Linked DNA regions of Mus musculus: region 2 is linked to region 1. Evidence: chromatin loops called from intact Hi-C (ENCODE). Cell type or tissue: left cerebral cortex. All regions are shown on one strand. Each heading gives the region's core, and the rest is flanking DNA. Links, peaks and the distances in the headings are about the cores only.

Region 1 (10,553 bases), core at 2,358-7,357:
CAAAATTGAAAGCAAGTATAATGTCAAAAACTAAACTACTATTCTCGTCCCTAAAACCCAACTGATGCTTGTGCTGAGTTAAAAGGGCAACTCGAGGTGATGGTGGAGTAGAGCTTTGGCTGCTCAGTGGTTCCTGTTCTGGAAGGGACAGTGGCCATGTGACATTCTGAAAACAGTGCTGAGAGCTTAGAAGGACAGACTACCCGCTCCTGCAACACAGAAAATGCCACAGTAGTGGCCCATAATTTGCAAAATGCCTTCATGCTTATCATTTAGTACATTCCATACCAAGCTGCCCTCTGACCTTGTTATAGTTTGTATATTCGTGGCCCAGGGAGTGACACTATTAGAAGGTGTGGCCTTGTTGGAGTAGGTGTGTCACTGGGCGTGGGATTTAAGATCCTCAACCTAGCTGCCAGGAAGTCAGTCTTCCACTAGCAGCCTTCAGATGAAGATGGAGAACTCTCAGCTCAGCCTGCTTGGATGCTGCCAAGCTCCCACCTTGATGATAATGGACTGAACCTCTGACCTGTAGGCCAGCCCCAATTAAATGTTATCCTTATAAGACTTGCCTTGGTCATGGTGTCTGTTCACACTCACAGCAGTAAAACCCTGAAACAGACCTCCATAATTGTGCAGTGGCATGAACACCCCTACATACACTGCAAGGTTAAATACTATATGTTTATTTGTTTATTTAATGTATATGAGTACACTGTAGCTGTTGTGAGCCACCTTGTGGTTGCTGGGAATTGAACTCATGACCTCTGGAAGAGCAGTCAGTGCTCTTAACCACTGAGCCATCTCTCCAGCCCCTATTATGTTATATATGTATTATATATATACATATATATATATATGTATGTATATATATATGTATATATATATGTTGTACACTGATGTACACAGATGCACACGTGTGTGTGCACTTGTAGGGGCCAGAGGTCTACACTGGGTGTTTTCCTCTAATTCTTTCCACTTTTTTTTGAGACAGTTCACTGACCTTGAATCTTACTGATTTGGCTAAAACAGGAGCAACACCTGTTTTGTTTTGTTTTGTTTTGTTTTGTTTTGTTTTGTTTTGTTTTGTTTTGTTTTGTTTTGTTTTAATGTGGGTTCTGGAGATCTGAACTCAGGTTCTCAAGCTTGTGCACCAAGTGTAATCACTGAGCCACCTTCCCAGCCCTGTGTTATCTTTAGTTTACAGCTGGGAAACTGAGGCTTAGGAAAGTCAGACTGTCTGCCTGAGGGCTCATGGTTCCATACGTCAAAGCACATCACCCAGTGCTTGGCCCCCAAACTGAGACGTCTCCTGTGGGCTGGTGATGGGGCTCGGTTGGGAGAACGCTTGCCTAGCATACATGAAGCGTGGCTTCCATCTCCAGCGCTGCCTAAAGCCAGCCACCGTGGGACACTCCTGCAATCCCAGCACTCAGGGTGGATGCAAGAGGATCAGGGGTTTGAGATCATCTTTGTCTTCATAGCTAGTCTGAGATCAGCAGAACTGCACGAGACTCTGTCTCAAGGCAAAAGGAACTGAAGAGAACTCAGTTATCTTCCGGGGATGCTCAGGACTCAGAGGTAGCTGGGATGTGGTTAAAGGTTGGGACCACTTCCAACTGTGTTACCCTGCAAGTTATTTAACCTCGCTCGGTAGGCCTCAATTTCCTCTAAGCAAAATGGGGTTGATAACCACTCCATCAGCTCTTGAGAAGATTAAAGATACCAAATCAAGGACTGTACTTAGAGGACCTCCAAACATAGTAGTTAGCTACAATTATTATAAAACCCACGCTGATTCTCTTAGTCTCTGAAGACACCAGTGTGTTTGTTTGTTTGTTTGTTTTAATTTTTGGGTTATTGAAATTCTGATTGAGATAGAGTCTCAATATGTATAGCCACAGTTCGCCTGGAACTGCTACTTAGACCACACTGCCTTGCAAGGATCCTCCTGCCTCTGTCTCCCAATGAAAGTTTGAGGGCCAGCCTGGTCTACACAGCTGAGTTCCAGGCCAGCCTGAGCAACATAATAAGATTCTCACTCAAATAAAACAGAACAACAGCGACAAAACAAACAAATTAAAAACAACATCAACAACAAAACAAACAAAAAACTCAGCACTCAGGAGGCAGGAGGACCTCTGTGAGTCTGAGGCCAGCCCGGTCTATAAAGTGAGCTCCAGGACAGCCAGGACTGTTACTTAGAAAAACCCTGTCTTGAAAAACCAAAAAGAAAAAAAGGGGGCTGGGGGGAGACTTCCACAACTGAAAAGCTCTGCTATAGAATATCTCAGTGCTCTCTCTCTCTCTCTCTCTCTCTCTCACACACACACACACACACACACACACACACACACACACACACATACACACGGCTCATAACAAGTGTTCTACAGAAGGTAAAACTAGACACTGCCTACCAGTCTTCCTGTTGGGCAACTAGGAAAAATGTTACTTATGGCTGGAAACATTCAAGTGCCTCAATTCTATCACTCTGTATTAAGTTCAAACTAAAAAAAAAAAAAAAAAAAAAAAAAAAAAAACATTTTAAAAGTGATTTTGGGTGTATGTATATGGAGGGGTATTCATGGCACGGCTTGAGTATGGAGGTCAGCAGACAACTTGGACAAGTTGGTTCCCTTCCTGGGATGAAACTCAGGTGGCCAGACTGGTTGGCAGGAGCCTTTACCCCTTAGCCACCTCCGCTGGCCGTAAGCTCAAACTTTTATGTCTAACTTATTGCCTCAGTTTTAAGTCGGATGCTATAAAATAGCTCCAGTTTATTTTCTTCTTTCAGTTTAAAAATAAAAGAGGTTGGGGGGGGATATGAAAACTTTTTTTTCTTTTTTTCTTTTTTTTGGCAACAACGCCCAAGGTTCAAAAGATCTGAGAAATTTAAAAAGCTCCAAACTCTATAGACATTGAGAGGTAAGTGGACGGTGGTCTCTCTTTCCCCTCCCGGGGTACAACTACCCCATTTCCCCCCTCAGACACAAGAAGTGGACCCAGGGGTCTCAGAAACAAGAGGTGGTGTAAAGTCCCCTGGGGTGAAAAGGCTTTCTTCCGAGCAAGGTCCATTTATAGAACACACAGGCCCTCCCTATCTCTTCCATCTTTCCTACTCACAGAACACGACAGGGGACCTGCCTCTGGCTGAAGTCAACTCAGATCTTCAAAGTAGAACTCGGAGAGCCAGAGTAGAAGAAATCTACCGGCCCGGCATCCGCAGTGGGATCCGAGGAGTTGTACTCTCAGAAACAGATTTTACATACAGATGAACTGATGACTACACACCCCGAGCCTCACAACTTGATTCAGTCCGATCAATACAGCATGCATAAAAGCCTGAGGTAAAACTGGATAGTGGCTTTTTGTTGATAACTGCGGTGGAATTTTGGCCATCTGCCCTGGTCAGACCAGACAAATAAGGCAGGCGGTCTGCTTATTAGCTGTCAGGCATATTTTGGAGGGTGAAAGCAAAACCTCAAATCAGGAGTCTGAGTATCACTGGACAGCTTATGCCGGCACGCAAAGCTCTGACAATCCAAGCGCCTCAATTCCTACCCCAGGCTGCGCGTCCCCGTTCCTCCAAACCCCCGGGCCATTTTACAAGTTGGACCACACTTCACATTTCTTACGGTCCTTCCCATCACTCAGACCCCTTTGGCCCAGCCTCTGAGGCCAACAGCTGGGGCTGCTGAGAGCCAAGTTAGAGGCACCGTTGAGCGAGATGCTGGGAAGTGTAGGGAGAGTCAATACTAAAGTAAGGCGACCAGAGCCACCCTTCACACCCCCACCTTGGCGTTCCCACACTTGGCAAAAACCAAGCGACTTCCAAGTGCTTCCCCTATCCAGGAGCACCCTTCCGTCAGTCCCCTTTCAACTCCCTTTAGCCTCCCTTGTGACCCCTGATGGTGCTCACTGAGACCGTCCCCTCAGCCGCAGGAATCTGCAGTTCCCCAGAGTGCACCCCGACCCCTATGCCAGTGGAGATGCCCAGGTAGATCCCGAACCTCCCTGGGACCCGCCTAGTTCCCTACCCCAAAATGATTCCGATCGCAGCCACCTTGCCTAATTCCTTCCCGAGTCTGCAAGTCCCACTCCCTTCCAAGCCTCTCTTGCACCCTGCATCACTCCAAGTGCCCCAGGGATGCCCCAGGGTTCTCGAATCTCACCTGAGTCCGCTCGAAGCTCTCGCGCTCCGCAGCCTCCATCCCAGCACCAACTCCGCGGCGGCTCAACACTTTGGGCAGCGGGTTGGATACCTGCTTCATGGAGCTGGCCATTCGGTCCATGTTGTCTGGGTGAACAGAGTCAGGGGCCCTCGGCCGCCCCGGGATCCCCGCGGAGCCTCCCGCCCCTCCCTACCCGCGGGGATCCGGCGCTAACGGGGACAGATTCCGTCTTCCATTGGTTGACAGCGCTGTCCATCTCCCTCAGAACCCACCCCATGTTTCCAAGAGGCTTTTCCCCACACCCCTCTTCCCACTTCGGAGGCGCTCCGCTCACTTCACCCGCTGCCCGCCTCAGGGCGGTCCGCATACTATGACTGGTCTGAAGGTTTGTCCATTATCATTAGTGGGCAGGACCTGGTGGGCTGCTGTCCTAACCTGCCCCCTAGGCTCCGCCCCATAATCGATGCACCGCCTTCCAGGCCTCTACATGCACTGTCATTGGTCTGAAGACTTATCTGTCAACAGGCTGGCTTGATGGGCTGCCCTAACCTTTTCTTGTTGGCTCCACCCTACATCCGTCACTCTTCCTTTGTTCCCACCCCCCAGGACCATAAAAGCACTATGATTGCTCTGAAGGCTTGTCCGTCATGCTAGTGGGTGGGGCCTGGCTGCCACAGACCAGCCCTTGCTGACTCCACCCTACTTCGAAGCGCCACCTCCTGGGCCCTTCTCTGCTGCGGGTTTCTGAGCAGTAGGACCTGCGGTCCAGCCGGCGCCACGAGTTCCCGAGGGGATGGAAAGGCAGATCAAGGGAAGCATGGCTGCACACCATGCTTCACCGGCTTGCTGGGGAACTCTGCGTCAGTGTGGACCCGCGATGGCGGCCTTAGTGGTCCTCGAAGTCCCCTCCTCGTGCATTCCTTTCTGCCCGTTCTGGAGGACCGTTCTGGAGGGTCCCCAAATACTGGCCTGTGATTGCGAGGATCTCCCCAGAGCTTTCCAAACTTTGCTTCGTTCTCACCTTATCTCGGTAGAAACCCCAACAGATGCTCTTTGTTCAACTATGGTAGGGTCCACTCCTCCCATCCTGTTCTGGGAGCACCTACAGACTGGGAAGTGCTCCTCAGCAAAGAAAAAAGTTACAGGTTCTTCACTAACAGAACTAGTGGCACCGTTAAGCATTAAGCAATTTGATGGTGCTATCCATCTAGCTCTGCAATAGAAGCCAGTACAAGTCTCACTTGTACTAGGCAATGTTTTAATTAATGACAATATCAAACTCACTATGTCGCTGAGTCCCTTGAATCCCTGAGCCTCTTGCCTCTTCCATTCAACTGTTAGGATTATAGGCGTGGGCCTCTAGGCTTGACTTTCCTTTAACGTTTTACACACATTTTGTACCTGTGTGTATGTGTGGGACTGTGTTCATACGGCAGCACTCTGTGGAGGTCAGAAAGCAAATTAGATTCTGTTCTCTACCGTGTGGACCCCAGGATCTGACTTGAGTGATAGGCTTAGTGTAGCAACCTACCCACTGAGTGGTCACACCAGGGATGCTCTTTAAAAACAGTGTTTCAAGACGGGTGGTGATGGTCCACAGCCTTAGTCTCAGCACTCAAGAGGCAGAGGCAGATGGATCTCTGAGTTCAAGGCCAGCCTTGTCTATAGAGTGAGTTCCAGGACAGCCAGTACTGCACACACATGCACACCTACATGCACAAAGATAATATTTCACTAAAAAGTTGAGATTGGCTTTGAACTCCCAGAAATCCTGCCTCAGCCTCTTGAATGCTAGGATTACAGGCATATACCTGTATACAGACTACCCACAGACACCCTCCCCCCAGCCTCCCACACTGAAAGAGATGCGGTTTGCAGGTGTGTCGCACCGTGTGCAAGCACATTCGTGCACCTGTGCACATGGAGATCTGAGGCCGATGTCAGGGGTCATCATCACTCTTGAATCTCGCATTGACTTAGGGTCTCATGGAACTCAGGGTTTGTTGATATGGCTAGCCACACTAGCCTGTTGGCTCTGAAGAGTCTCTGTCTCCCACTTCAGAGGCTGGAATTTCTAGGCGGGCCACACAAACCAGCTGGCCTAGGGTCCCGACTGTGGCGATGTGCACACACACCCTTGCTCGGCAATGGCTTTCACTACTGTGCCATCATCAGAAGAGGAGTTTAATTCGAAGCGGCCAATGACTTTTTCTAAATTAAAGCCTGGGTGAAAGTTCACATTTGATAGAGGCATAAAAGAGGAGTGAGCATTTGCAAGCACCAAGAAGGCTTTTGCTGGGCACAGTGGCATTGTGGGCACCAAGTTACAAAGCCTAGATGAAAGTGGTCCGAGGGAGTAGGAGCAAAAGTAGATTAGAATCTTAGTTAGGGCTCCTATTGCTGTGATAAAACACCATGACCAAAAGCAAGCTGGGGAGGAGAGGGTTTATTTAGCTTACACTTCCACATTGTAGTCCATCAGTGAAGGAAGTCAGGGCAGGAACTCAAAAGGGACAGAAGCCTGGAGGCAGGAGCTGATGCAGAGGCCTGAGTGGCTTGCTCCTCACTGTCTGCTCAGCCTGCTTTTCAGTAGACACTGGGACAAGTAGCCCCATCCACAATGGGCTGGGCCCTCCCTGCCATCAGTCACTAATTAATACCCTACAGTTGAATCTTCTGGAGAAGTTGCATTTTCTCAATCGAGGTTCCCTCCTTTCAGATGACCCTAGCTTGTGTCAGGTTGACATAAAACTAGCCAGGACAGCTGGGGAGACTCTAGAACAGAAGAGGAGAAAGCTCTGCCTCTTAAGGAGTCATGTGAGTAAGCTTGTGCCAAGGGGATGTGGGAAGAGGGGCTTCACAGGTCCAGAGTGATAGGAGGATTAGCCGGAGACTGTATTTATTTAAGGGGATGATCTATAAATTGCGTTCTAGGGGGAAGGAATGTGTAGTGTGTTTTGGCACTGTGTGTTGGGGTGGTATGTGTGTGTGTGATATGTGTGTTGGGGGTGGTGGTGGTGTGTGTGTGTGTGATATGTGTGGAGGTGCCTGCAGAAGCCAGATGGGGTGTCAGATTCCTTGGAGTTGTAGATGGTTGTGAGCCACCCTCTACCAAACTTGGGTCCTCATAACTGCTGAGCCCATCTCTCCAGCCCATCTCTCTTCTGCACATCAGAAGATGGCACTAGATCAGATGGTTGTGAGCCACCATGTGGTTGCTGGGAATTGAACTCATGAACTCAGGACCTCTAGAAGGGAAGGGCAGTCAGTGCTTTTTTTTTTTTTTTTTTTTTTTTTTTTTTTTTTTTTTTTTTTTTGAGACAGGAGTTCTTTCTGGCCTTGAGCTTACTTAAGTAAGCTTTGTCAACTGACCTACCACCCCCAGTACCCAAGGGAATGACTTCGATGAAGAACGCCAGCAGAGCAGACAATGCTCCTAACACTCTGACCCTGGTGTGGCCATTCTGAATTCCACACTGGTCTTATGCTCTGGGATCAGCTAAAGACAGATTTAGGCCTCCTTGTTCAGATTTTATGGCATCAATAAACATCAGTCTCTTAAACAAGGATTAAGGGCTCAGCCTAGTTCTTATTTGAGTAAACCAGAGTGGGAAGGAGAAATTTGTGGTTTGGAGGCACTGGGCCGGGAAAGATTCAAGACAGTTAGTTTTCCTGTGAAATAGAACAGGTCAAAAAGAAGGGACCATGGCTCGGGGTGGGGGATGCAGCTCATTTGTCAGCGTGCTTGTCTAAGCATCCAGGAAGACCTGGATTCCATCCCCAGCACCCCATAAACCTGGCACAGTTTGGTGCTCTGTGCCTGTCATCCCAGTACTCAGAAGACAGGGGCAGGAGGCTACATAGCAAGTTCTAGACCAGCCTCAGCTACATGAGACCAGCGAAATATAATAAGACAGGAGCAGGCAGCAAGATGGCTTGGAGCTAAAAGGCACTTGCCACCCGACTTGCCAGTGTGGGTTTGATTCCTGAGATCCACATGAAGAACAAGAAAACTGAGTCCTGCAAGTTGCTGTCTAACCTCCACATGGGTAAACACATGTGTGCATGTGTGTTCACGCGTGCACGCGCACCCACACAATTAATGTAAGTTTGAAGAGAGAATTCGGTTGCGGTTCAGAGTTAAGCTCCCTGTACTCAGGTCAAGCAGCTTATAACCGCCTCTAACTCGAGCTCCAAGGAACCATACAGTATATTCCTTTCTGGCTCCCAGGTACCCGTGTACGCACGCAATGGGCAAAGCGTCCCAATTAGTTTAGATCTATTTACCATATATAAGTCTGGTTTGAAGATATCTACAGGTCTCAGTTGGGGTCTGCAGAGTCCTGGCTAGGATACCCAGGTTCTTGCGTCTCAAAGCATTGAACCAGGGTCACCTGGAGAGCAAGAGAAACAGAAACTGTTTATTTCTAAGAAAGACAGACATGCAGTGGAAAGGGAGGGGCCAGCAAGCTGGGGAAGAACAGAAGCCAAAGCCCCTGGGTCTTTTTCTTTTTTTCTTCTTTTTCTTCTTCCTTTTTTTAACCAAAAAAAGTTTTCTTTTTCTTTTTTTTTCTTGCAGTAGCTTTATTAATTGCACAAAATCATAGTGTTTTTCCCCATTTAAACATATTATGCTATCCTAATCCAAAAGACAAATGTTTATCAAAAACAAAGGGAAAATAAAAATTCACGACCTCATCACCCGGACTTGTCATTTGAAAGAAAAGGGAGAGAAGGGGATTCCTAACAAGTGTTTCCACAATGTCCTGTGTTCTCCATAAAAGGGAAGGATGAACGAGAGGTGAAATAGCTTAAGCAGAAATCATCATAAAAAGAAACTTCACAGAACTATTAAAATTTTAAGACACCATTGGCTCACTTGCACCATTTTCCCCAGCTCCCAACCCAGGACCAAGACAGGCTGGGTCATAACAGAAACACATTCAGCATTCCAGTGAATGAGAAATTGTGCTAACCCCACAAGCATTTGCTGTTCACTGGAGGGGCTAGCTCTCCATGGGTTGTTTGGATAGCCCCCCATCTTCTGCACCTGCGCATCTTGGGTGGTTCTTGGACATGCTCTGTCCCTTTATAGTAGCTTGCAGGGAGGAATGTTCAAGATAGGTTTCTCTGTGTAACCCTGGCTGTCCTGGAACTCTGTAAATGAGACTTACCTCAAATTCACAGAGATCTGAGTGCTTCTGCCTCCCTAGTGCTGGGATTAAAGGTGTGAGCCACTTTCCTGACCAGTAATGCAATAAGAAAGAGAGGGGGGAAGGGGAGGGGGAGGGAGAGGGAGGGAGGGAAAGGAATGAGAGAATCCAGGAAATAGCCTTGTGAGCCAGGTATACCACACCAGGTACTCATACAAATGAAGTGGGAGGTGGTATAGTTGAGAACCTGGGCTAGAGAGCAAGCTCAAAACCATCTTGGGCAACTTAGTGAGACTCTCTCAATATAAGACATAAAATGAAGCATAAGGATATAGCTCAGAGTTGGAGAACTGCCTAGAATCCCCCAGTGAGGGGCTGGGGCATGGCTCAGTGGTAGAGCCCCTGCCTAGAATCCCCCAGGGAGGGACTGGGGCATGGCTCAGTGGTAGAGCCCCTGCCTAGAATCCCCCAGTGAGGGGCTGGGGCATGGCTCAGTGGTAGAGCCCCTGCCTAGAATCTCCCAGTGAGGGGCTGGGGCATGGCTCAGTGGTAGAGCTCCTGCCTAGAATCCCCCAGTGAGGGGCTGGGGCATGGCTCAGTGGTAGAGCCCCTGCCTAGAATCCCCCAGTGAAAGGCATGATGACACGTACCTATATTTTAGTGGCCAGAAAGTGGAGTCAAGAGGATCCTAGCCAGGCTAGGCAAAAGAATAAGACCATATCATATCTCAAACTAATTTTAAATTTCCCTTCCTTCCTTCCTTCCTTCCTTCCTTCCTTCCTTCCTTCCTTCCTTCCTTCCTTTCTCCCCATTTCTCCTTCCTTCTTTCCCTAGTTTTTGGGAAGGTCTTCCTACTTGTCCCAGGTTGGCCTGGCATTAGGTGCCTAGTCCAAACTGGCCTCAAACTCAGGATTCTCCTGCCTCAGCCTTCTAAATATTGGGGTTGTAGGCAAAAGCAACCACACCATACAAATTCTTAACAGTTCTTATAAAAGTGGCCAGGAGGTGGCAGTGAACAGCTACTTCTGGTGTCGCCATGGCCAGTGCATTAGAAAGATGTGCCTTTACAGGGCACTCAATAGCCCAAGTTGCTTTTGAACTCACAATCCTCCTGCCTCAGCTTCGTGGATATGCACCACTGTGCTTGATTGGTTTTTGTCTTTTCTTAGAGGAGCTTCAGGCTTTGGTACAGACACGGAAGGAAGAGCTAAGTGCACTGGGCAGC
Region 2 (10,553 bases), core at 3,078-8,077, 57 kb before region 1:
CATGTCAGCACTCAGCTTGCTCTCTGCATGGTCAAGGCAGGCTCCATCATCTGTCCCCAATAGCATCTGCACTTCACCCCCAAGTTCAGCCAGCATTCAATGGCTTCCCTGAAGGCAGACATCTGATGTCATCAAATATTCACTAGCGGCATCAGGTGGTGAATCCGCTGTCCCCACTCACTCGTATCCTCATTCAGAGAGATAACAAGACCTGGGAAAATTGGTTCCCAGAGCTGTCAACTAAAACAGATGAGGCTCCGCTCTTCAGGCCAATCAAGGACCTAAAGGGTTATGGGGAGAATTAGTCCATGCTTTGGGGTATCATGTCACAATAACCACCAGGTAAAAATATTTTCTATTACAGGTGTAGTTGGGCATGGTGGCACATGCCCATAATCCCAAGCACTTGGGAGGCCAAAGAAGGAGGGTTAGGAGTTCCAAGTCAGTCTCTACTATAAAGTGATAATCAATCTGAATTTAGGGGAAAAAAAAAAAGACAGAGGGCATAGCTCAGCACTTGCCCAGAATCCCCCAGGGAGGGGCTGGGGGCGTGGCTCAGTGGTAGAGCCCCTGCCTAGAATCCCCCAGTGAGGGGCTGGGGGGCGTGGCTCAGTGGTAGAGCCCCTGCCTAGAATCCCCCAGGGAGGGGCTGGGGGCGTGGCTTAGTGGTAGAGCCCCTGCCTAGAATCCCCCAGGGAGAGGCTGGGGGCGTGGCTCTGTGGTAGAGCCCCTGCCTAGAATCTCCCAGGGAGGGGCTGGGGGCGTGGCTCAGTGGTAGAGCACCTGGTTAGAATCCCCCAGGGAGGGGCTGGGGGCGTGGCTCTGTGGTAGAGCTCCTGCCTAGAATCCCCCAGGGAGGAACTTGGAACAAGTCCAAGCTACATTTGCATAGCATTTGCAGGATTCTGAGTTCCATCTCTAGCATTGCAAAAAAGTAAATCAAAATCAATAAAATGATTTCCAACGATGGCCTACTGTTTTTCGTTTTATTTTATCTATTTTTGCCTTGTTTTGTTTAAGACAAGGTCTTGCTATATAGCTCTGGCTGTCCAAGAACTCGCTGAATAGACCAGAGTGGCTTTGAACTCACAGAGAGCCACCTGCTCTGTCCCCCTAGTGCTGGGATTAAAGGTGTGCACCACCATACCCAGTTATCTTATAAAAATCTCAGAAGCAATCTGTGCTGGTTGGTATTCTGTCCACTTGACAACAAGCTAATGTCATCGGAGAGGAGGGAGCCTCATTTGAGAAGATGCCTCTATAAGATCAGGCTGTAGGCAAGCCTGTTGAGCATTTTCTTAATTAGTAATTGATGTGGAAGGGCACAGCCCATTATGGGTAGAGCCATCCCTGGGCTGGTGGTCTTGGGTTCTATAAGCAGGCTGAGCAAGCAGTGAGGAGCAAGCCAGTAAGCAGCACCCCTCTGTGGCCTCTGCATCAGCTCCTGCCTCCAGGTTCCTGCTCTGTTTGAGTTCCTGCCCTGATTTTCTTTGATAATAAACAGTAGTATGGACATGTAAGCCAAATAAATTCTTTCTTTCCAAGTTGCTTTGGTCATAGTGTTCCATCACATCAAGAATAACCCTTAGATACAATCCAAGTACAATTCTTCAGAACATATGCAGAAGTACCCGCCTCTATGCCTGACAAGTTGAGTCCCCATGGGACCCACATGGTAGGAGAGGTTACTAACTCTTGCAAGTTTTTCTCCCCAGCCTACATATACATATATGTATATGTGTGCAAACATTCATATATATATGCAAATGTAACTAATTTTTGTTAACAGTCATGCAGGGAGTTAGGCGAACTTTAACCTGGCTTTTCTCATCCAACAAAGACCACCACAGAGTTCAAACTCTCAAGGCTAGTAATGATAGGTTCTGTCAGGAATGCGTCTGGAATGATGGATTGGGGGAGTCAACCCTAAAGCTCTAGGCCACCGTAGAGAGGCTTCATACCAAAGATGGGAGTAGGAAGGGTCAGAACAGAAAGCAACCCAGGCCTCCTGTGGGAAGAGGAAGCAGGCGCCAAGGGCCCGGGATTGGAAAGGTTCTCTTAGCGACACAACCCAGGGTCTGTGTTCCTCACAAAGAATCGGGGACAATGGCTTCTGGGCTGGACACTGGGCTGCTCAATGATTAATGAGAATCAAATATCACTTTTGTTTAGACTCCAAGCTAAAAGGGGAGAGAGGCCATCAATACACAGCCTCTGCTTACAGTCTCCAGTCCCTACAGGCTGAGCGCCATCACTGGCATTTAAGGCCTTCCTGGCCTGGCTACAACTGACCAGGCAGCTATTTCCTGATCTCTAATCTCCATGCCCAGCCTCACCCAGTGGGCTCTGCCCATTCCCCTTTCACTGCTCTAGAAAAACCAACTCCACCCAGCCTTCCAGAGACAGCCAGGGCTTTAAACTTTATTACTGTGTGCATGTGCACCTCTGTGTGTGTGTGTGTGTGTGTGTGTGTGTGTGTGTGTGTGTATGTGTGTGTGTGTATGTAATGTGTGTGTGAAGGCCACGTTGGATGCTGATGCTGGTCCTCAGGAACTGTCCAGTTTGCTTGTGTATGTGTGCACGTGTGCTTGTGTTATACACATGTGTGCTCACCCATGTGAATGCATTCAAAAGCCAGCACTTGATCGACATCAGGACATATTCCTCATTCACTTTCCACTTTTAGTCTTTTTCAAAAGCAGAGTCTCACTATGTAGCCCTGCCTGGTTTTGAACTCACAGACTCCCACCTGCCTCCACCTCCTCAGGGCTGGGATTAAAAACATGCAAGACTCTACATTCTTTTTGGAAACATGATTTCCCACTGTATCCAGTGCTCACTGATTGCGAAGACTGGCTAGCCAGCCAGCTTCTGGGGTCTGCCTCAAGCCCTCAGGTTACAGACATATGCCACCATGCCCAGCCTTCAGGCGACTGGTGGGGACCCAAGCCTGGATGCTCTCATTCATGCACCTAGCACTTTAACCATCTCCTGCTTCCCACTTATGATCTCACACTGGCCTGGAGCTCCCTGGTTCAGCTGGGCTAGCCAGGAAGCCCCAAGGATCTGCCTGTCCCCACCTCGACACTGCTTGGAATACAACTGTTCACCCTCTGCCCACCCCCACCCCCACCCCCATTTCTTTCTCACACAGCATCTGAACTCTGTATTGAGTCTCTATGGCCCTCTGTACCTACTGCTCAGAGCCTCGCAGAAGCTGCCCCCCGCCTGGCCTGCCGGTCCCAGGGAGCAGGAGACCTTGGGCTCTATTTCTCAGTGCTCTTCCTTCACTCCAGCACTTGGTACAACAATGACAGGAAATAAATAAATACCATGGGCTACTGGAAGAATTGGAGGGAGGAGAAACGCCAGAAGTAAGGTGACTCTAAAGGCAGGGATAAGCTGGGTGGTAAGAAGGCTCATTGGGTCCAGGTATCTGCCGTCAAGCCTAAAGATCTGAGTTTGATCCCTGAAGCCTACACGATAGGTTAGACAGATGATCAAGAACCAACTCCTGCAAATTGTCCTCCAACTGCCACACACGATCCATGTATATGTATATGTATGCATACATGCATAAATGGGAATTTATTTTTTAAGAATTTAAAGGCAGAAGTCCCTGACCCTGTCAGGTTGGATAGAACTTGAATGAAAGCAGGTGGGGGCTCAGGGCCATCTGGAATAGCAGCCACAGGACCCTCATCTAAAGCTCACACAGGTGACTCTTGTGTGTGGCTATGACAGCTGTAGGAAAGGAGCAGCCAACCAAGTTTCCCACCAAGCCACTTCTTCAGCTAGAGAGGACAACTCACAGGAGTCGGCTCTCTCCTTCCACCACGTGGGTCCCAGGGACCAATCTCAGGCTGTCAGGCTTTGCAACAAGTCTCTCTACCCACTTCATCAGTCCTAAGTCTTCCACCACCACCACCACCACCACCACCATTATTTGTGTGTGTGTGTGTGTGTGTGTCATGTAGAGTCCAGGGGACAACTTCATGGAGTTGGCTATGTGTGTGCTTATGTGCGTGTGTGTGCATGTGTGTCCCATGTAGAGGTCAGGGGACAACTTCATGGAGTTGGTTCTCTCCTTCCGCCTTCCCAGGGGTTGTGGGGATTGAACTCAGGTTGTCAGACTTGCACGGAGAGTGCTTCACCAGCTGAGCCATCTAATCAACCCTCTCTCCCCCTTCTTTTTGTGGGTGTGCGCACAGGCTCAAGTGAGCACATTTGTGGGGAGGGGGCAGATGTTCCTCAGGTGCCCTCCACATTGTTTGACGCAGGACTTTTCACTCAGCCTGGGACTTGCAAATGAAACTACCCTGGCTGACCGGTAGTCCAGCGGGATACACCTATCCACCTCCCCAGAGCTGGGAGTGCAAGTGTGGCTGCCACACCAGGGGCTGTTTCCACAGGGCTGGGGGATTAATCTGTGGTTCTCATACTTGCACCTTACAGACTGACTTTCCTCTCTAGCCCTCAAGAGGGCTATTTTTTTGGGCGCGGGGGGGGGGGTGTTCTAAGTTGTCTGCAATGCAAACACAGGGAATGGGGGCAGGGTCTAGCCTCTTGGCACTGTCCCACCATAGACAAGCTTTGTCTTCACAGAAAGACAAGGATTCAGGAGATACCTCACCCAGTCCTCACTCCCCACAGCGGGGGCAGGAGGAGGGTGTGTTGAAACTCAAGACTTTTGGAAAAGGGCCTCCTGGGGGGGGTGGGGGGGGGGAATCACACCTGTCACCCAGCTTTGATCCAGAATCTAGATACAGCGCTAAAGGTTATGTATGCAGGGACCAAAATGGGCTTGTCTTTTCTAGGGTGTGCTTGCACCCTAAAAAACGTACCCTCTATAGAAAATTAACCTCAACCCTTCTTCTCTGTAAGCTACAGGTTCCCAAGTCGCCTATAGTCACGCACAGATTTCAAATCTATTTCTTTCCCCGGGTCTCTCAAAAGCATAGCCCACCATTGAGGGGAACAGCAAAAATGGAGAAACCAGGTCTAAAGTCAGCCAGAGTGGTAGCGATCCCTCTGGGAAAACCTGCAGTGCCCTCCAGAGAGACTCCCTCCATCCATCTCGGATCTCCCAAAGGACATCCTGATTCCCGTTGAGATTCGCTCCTTGGTCTGGATCAATGAGCCACAATCTTGGCATCTCCTGCAGTATTTGGAGTGGGGGCGGGGCTGCTCTGGAGGCAGATCACAGACCCCTCCATTCTAAAGGGACCAAAATATTAGATACTTTAACGGGCCAAGAAAGGGGTCGCTGCTCCCTAAGCCCACCAAGTCTGAGGCTTACAAGTGACCAATCTAGGAACATGGCCCCTCTGAGAGCCCAAGCACTGGGCTCGGATGCGGGAAGGGGGTGTGGGGGGGTCCTCGTTCCCGCCCCCTCACTTTGGCCAAAACCAGGGTTTCTCCTCACTAGCCCTCCCAGGGACACCTGTACCTCTCAGCCCACAAACCTTCCAAGTAGAACCCCAGCACTGTGCTAGCAGAGGGCTCCGAAGGGATAGCAGAAGCCCCTTCCTGCAGCGCTGCCCTCCCTCCTCCGCCTCACAGGTTGACTAATTTAGGAAAGGGAGCCCGGCCCAGGGCAGCCCAGGCAGCTGGCGCGGCGGGAAACCGGGAGCCCCAGCGCCGCGGGCCAGCCGCCTCCAGATCCTTGGCCGGGTTCTCCCTTTCTCCCAGCGCTCTGCGGAGCGGGGCCAACAGGCAGGAAGAATCAACAATCCAGAAAACTTTCAATGGATCACGCTGCAGACTAGGGGGGAGGGGGAGAGATGGGATGCGAGCCGGGTGGGGGCGGGGAGATAGCGCTTCCAAAGCTCTCACTTACCATCTTGTTCACATCCATGACCGAAGCGATAGGGTGTCCGCCCCACACCCCGGGAGATACCGGGTACCCCCCAGTGAAGGCTGGCGGCGGCTACTGCAGCCCCGGGGGTGCCATGCTGCTTGCTGGCAACAGCGGGCGACGGGGACCCTGGTGGTGGCCGGCGGCACCGCGGCTGGACGGAGCACGGCGGGGGCGGGGCGGGGAGGGGAGGGGATCGAAGAGGAGAGGACGGGAGGGGAAGCGCGCCGGCGGGGGAGGCGCGGTTCCTCGGTGGAACTGGAGAATGTGCTGTTGAGGGGAGGGCCCGGGAAACCCGGAGATCCGCCGCAAGAGGTGAGGACACCCAGCGATGGATTCCGGGACCCTGAGGTCCCTGGAAGCTCAGAGAGGAGGGTGTGATTTGAATAACAAAAGGTCTCTTTCGGCAGCTGTCCAGGCGGATGGGACAGGATCACTGGAGAGCCAGGAGCTGGAGACCGCCAGGAAGTGTGTGTGTGTGTGTGTGTGTGTGTGTGTGTGTGTGTGTGCGTGCATGCATGCGCGCGCGTGTTTCCGTGGAGGGCTTGGTGGGACTCAGGAAGTGCGCGGGGGAGGTGGCAGAGGGGCGGGAGAGATGCCCCTTCAAACACCAGCATGCACATTCCAACGAGGGCAGGGGTCCACCCCCTTGTCCCTTCCCCACATGGCTTCCCCCCCCCCCCGCCCCCATGTGGACAATGAGGTAATTGAGAGGCTGTGGTTGGCCTCCTGAGGCTAATCCCCAGGGGCCTTCCAATACGAGGCTGGGGGCTCTAAACAGATGGGCGAATGGGAATGATGGTACCAGATATCCTTCCCCTCCAGCGTTCTAGGGACAGGCCCCTGCTCGCAAATGGCCAAAAGCTTGCCCTTTTCCGGAGAAGAGATAGAATGGACTGGCTTCTAAATTGGGTGTCTAGCCCCTCTCAGAACCTCTACGGTCAGAGCCCAATCCCGCTGCCCATCCTTTAGAGAATCCCTCGGCCGGCTCCCTGCTAGGCAAGGCACAGCTGGTGCCTAGAACAGCAGAGGCTCCTTTGGTGGAAGGTTTCCCAGGAGACAAAAGCTTGCCATCTTATCCCTCCCAAATCAGAAGCAGTGCGGTTTGGCGTGCAATTAAGACACCGGGGACCTGACAGTCCACTTAGGCCAACTCTTCAATTATACAGGAAGGAAACAGGGCCAGAGGAGAGTGAACTGACCCCCGATAGTGAACCTCAATGCGGACAGTGCCACACAAATCCCAAACGGCTTCCAGACCTGCCCCACGGTTGGAGCATACTGCTTTAAAAACCTTTGTTTTATGTGTATGGTGCGTAGAGAGGGAGGTAAGATGGAGGCCAGAGGGCCTTCAATCCCTCTCCAGCATTTCTTCTTTTTAGTCTCTGTAAACGTTAACACACGGTGTCATAAAACAAGTGTGGTGTTCAGAGGGCAATTTCAGGAGTCGGATCGGATCCCTCCTTCCATCATGTAGGGTCTTGGATAACAGACTGTCCTGGAAATTGATCTGTAGACCAGGCTGGCCTTGAACTCACGGAGACCAGGAGACCAGCCTGCCTCTGCCTCCCAAGGGCTTGGATTAAAGGCATGCACCACCACTGCCTGGCTTTGACTTTTTTTTTTTTTTTTTTTTTTTGAGACCGGGTCTCTTACTCATTTGGGAGTCTGGTAGGACAGAGAGTTCCAGGAATACATCTACCTTCGCTTCCCCAATATAAGGGTCACAGACACTGTGCTGAGCTCTTCCCAGAGGTTCTGGGATTCTGAATTCAAATGCTCTTGTTTCCATGGCAAGTCATCTCCCTGAACCACCACCAACTCCTTCAATGGCTTAATTACGTTATATATGTGTTTTGCCTGCATGCCATGTGCATGTTTGATGCACGTAGGGGTCAGAAGATGACACAGGATTCCCTTGAATTGGGGATGAACCACAGATGGTCATGAACCACAGTGTGGGTTCCGGGAACTGAACCCAGGTCCTCTGTAAGAACAGCCAGTACTCTTAGCCTTTGAGCCATCTCCCTAACCCTTGGTTGGTTTCTTTCTTTCTTTCTTTCTTTCTTTCTTCCTTCCTTTCTTTCTTTCTCTTTCTCTCTTCCTTTCTCTTTCTTTCTTTCTTTCTTCCTCTCTCTCCTTTCCTTCCTTCCTTCCATTCTTTCTTCCTTCCTTTCTTTTTCTTTTTTTTAGATGGTTACACTATGTAACCCTAGCTAGCCTGTAAATCTCTATAACCAGGTAAACTAGGTGGGTCTCAAACCCATAGAGATCTGCTTGCCTCTACCTCCTTAGTGCTGGGACTAAAGACCTCCAATAGCCCTGACAGGCTCTCCTGTTTGGAGCCAGGGCTGGCCTCAAGCATACTGTGTATCTGAGGACAAGCTCGACAAGACTTTCAAAGGAAGAAGGGATAGGGTCCACCCAATACCAAGAAGCAAACACTGGGTCTCTTTGTACCTACTGGAAGGAGCCTGCTGGGCAGGAGAGGATCTCCCCTCCTCTGGAATCAGAGTTCTTATCTATGAAGTTGGGACGGGTTTTCCCGAAAGCCTTCTGGTGGGTGGGGGCGAGCATGCAATCAGAGTGATCTAAAAGAGGAAGTTATGTAGGGAGCTAGGTGTGGTGGCTCCTGGCCAAAAGCCTAGCACCCGGGCACAAAGGCAGGAGAACCAGGGTTTCCAGAGTAGCCAAGGCTGCACAGCCAGGAGCTACCAAGCAAGACACTGCTCAAGGATGGAAGTTTGTGAACCATTAAGCCTGGATGGAAATGGTTGACAGATCAAGGATTCCCAACAGTTGCTTTTCTATTTGAGTGTGGGCTTTTGTTGTTTTCCAACAAGGTCTCATATGCTCTGTAGCAGTTCTGTTCTCCATCTTTTACAAATGCTGACTTGTGTTTGTCTGTTTCAAATAGACCGGGCTGGCCTCAAAGTCACCTTGATCCACCTGCCTCTGCCTCCAGAGTGCTGAGATCTAAGGTGTGTGATTTTGTGTCCAGTTATAAATTCCCCGAGTTTGGGTGATGCTTTTTAATTTTTATTTATTTTTGAGACAGGCACCACATTTCCCTGGCTGACCTAAAACTTGGCCTGGAACTGCCCCTTAAGTGATAGGATTAAACGTATGCACCACCACACCTAGCTGAGGTGTGTTCACTCTCCTCCCCCCCTCCCCAACTCTATATAGCCCAGGTTGGCCTTGAACTCACAGCAATCTCAATGCCCTGCCAAAGCCTGCAGATCGCTGGAAAGATAAGAGTCTGCATCAATACCTAGCTAAAAAGGCACTGGAGATTTGAACTTAAGTCTTCATGCTTGAGGAACAAACACTTAACCTACTACCAACACAAAGTTTAAACCTGGGACAAATGGCTGAGGTGCCTACTTAAGATATCAAAGGGCACACTGGCCACCAGGTTCTCCCTGCACCCCTAAGTCCTAACCCCTGGATGGCACCACCACCCGACCTGAACCCTCCAGCCAGGGGCTGTGCTGCCCTTGCTCCAGATGCCCTTCCCTTTAGAATCCAACCATTTGGTTACCTGCCCTCTTGGACTTCTCTCTTTGAGCCTCCTAGTTACTGAACCTGGCTCCCCTCCCCTCCTGTCCCTATCTTCCCCTCCCCTCCCCTCCCCTCCTCACATGGCTAAGGGGCATGACCAACTGGACTCTCCCAACTGATTTCTGTAAGGTGTCCCTGCCTCTGGCTATGCTCTCCCTTGTATCTACAATAAACTTTCTCCGCCACCACACCCAGAAGTCATGTCCTTTCCTTTCTATTTTTTTCCATTCAAAACTTTTGATTGTGACCTAGTAACATAAATTTCCAGGTTCTGGGCTCCAGAGCCATAAGAAGATGAGGGGGCAAGGTACTGCTTCTATTTTTATTACATTTACGAAAGAGAGAGGCTGTGCGTGTGTGCGTGTGTGTGTGTGTGTGTGTGTGTGTGTGTGTGTGTGTGTGTGTGTGTTTGCAAAAATCCATTCTTTCCACCATGTGGGATCCAGGAGATCTGAACTTAGGTCACTGGGTTTGGTGGCAAGCACCCTTACCCATTGAGCCCTGTCATTGGCCCCAGAATTCTGATGTTTTAACTACTGAGCCTGTGGTCAGCTTTGTTGTAGCGATTACTGGAAATGCACATGCTCAAAGGCCAGCAAGCACTGAAGCTTGCCTAAACTGCCCTTGGGCTGGGCTGCTTTCCAGTTACCTCACCCTGAAGCTGTGACAAAAGAGGACCAGCTAGCCAGGGGCAAGAATGTACCTTGCTCCATTTACAGGGGCGAGGCCTGTGCAGAAGTGTCTCAGAAAACAGCCTCTGGGGGCTGCTGAGCACCTAAAGGCACTTACCTAAAGAACTAAGTTCGATCCCTGGGACCCACATGATAAAAGGAGTCAACTGATTACTGGAAGCTGCCCTCTGACCTCCACACAAGGACAGTGGCATATGTGGGACATGTGTGGGCCCCACCAATAAATGAATAAGCACATAAATAAGTAAATAAATAAATGGAGTAAAAATTGTAAAACAAACACACCCTCTCAACTGATCTACATATTTGCCTGTAGTCTCTTCCTCTCTCATCATTCTTTTTTTTTTTTTTTTAAAGATTTATTTATTATTATAATTAAGTACACTGTAGCTGTCTTCAGGCACACCAGAAGAGAGTGTCAGATCTCATTACGGATGGTT

Evidence for each region. A loop is a pair of places that touch in the nucleus more often than their neighbours do. Peaks named below come from ENCODE experiments on the same cell type or tissue, not always from the same donor. Only the 100,000 strongest peaks of a DNase experiment are listed, where the experiment ranks them.
Region 2: a loop joins it to region 1, with 4 times the contacts of the local background. A loop is called at or near these places in 6 of 42 quality-filtered maps.

The regions. Positions count from the first base shown.
Region 1 is chr5:135,540,762-135,551,314 of GRCm38, forward strand. Hip1 (huntingtin interacting protein 1) reads right to left here and starts at 4,361. Exons shown (of 31, transcript NM_146001.2): 1 at 4,176-4,361. The coding sequence starts at 4,295. It overlaps Gm52790 (a long non-coding RNA gene), which reads left to right. Exons shown (of 3, transcript XR_003955807.1): 3 at 1-554. In left cerebral cortex, for the core only: a CTCF peak has its summit at 4,890 (motif pointing left); DNase peaks (open chromatin) are centred at 3,452, 3,755, 4,661 and 7,199; H3K4me3 peaks cover 2,204 bases; H3K27ac peaks cover 1,535 bases.
Region 2 is chr5:135,483,242-135,493,794 of GRCm38, forward strand. The region is part of intron 1 of Hip1 (huntingtin interacting protein 1); the gene reads right to left. Among named protein-coding and RNA genes, the nearest start is that of Gm52790, 47 kb to the right of the region's middle. In left cerebral cortex, for the core only: CTCF peaks have their summits at 5,961 and 6,161; DNase peaks (open chromatin) are centred at 5,167, 5,737, 6,142 and 6,844; H3K4me3 peaks cover 2,270 bases; H3K27ac peaks cover 2,614 bases.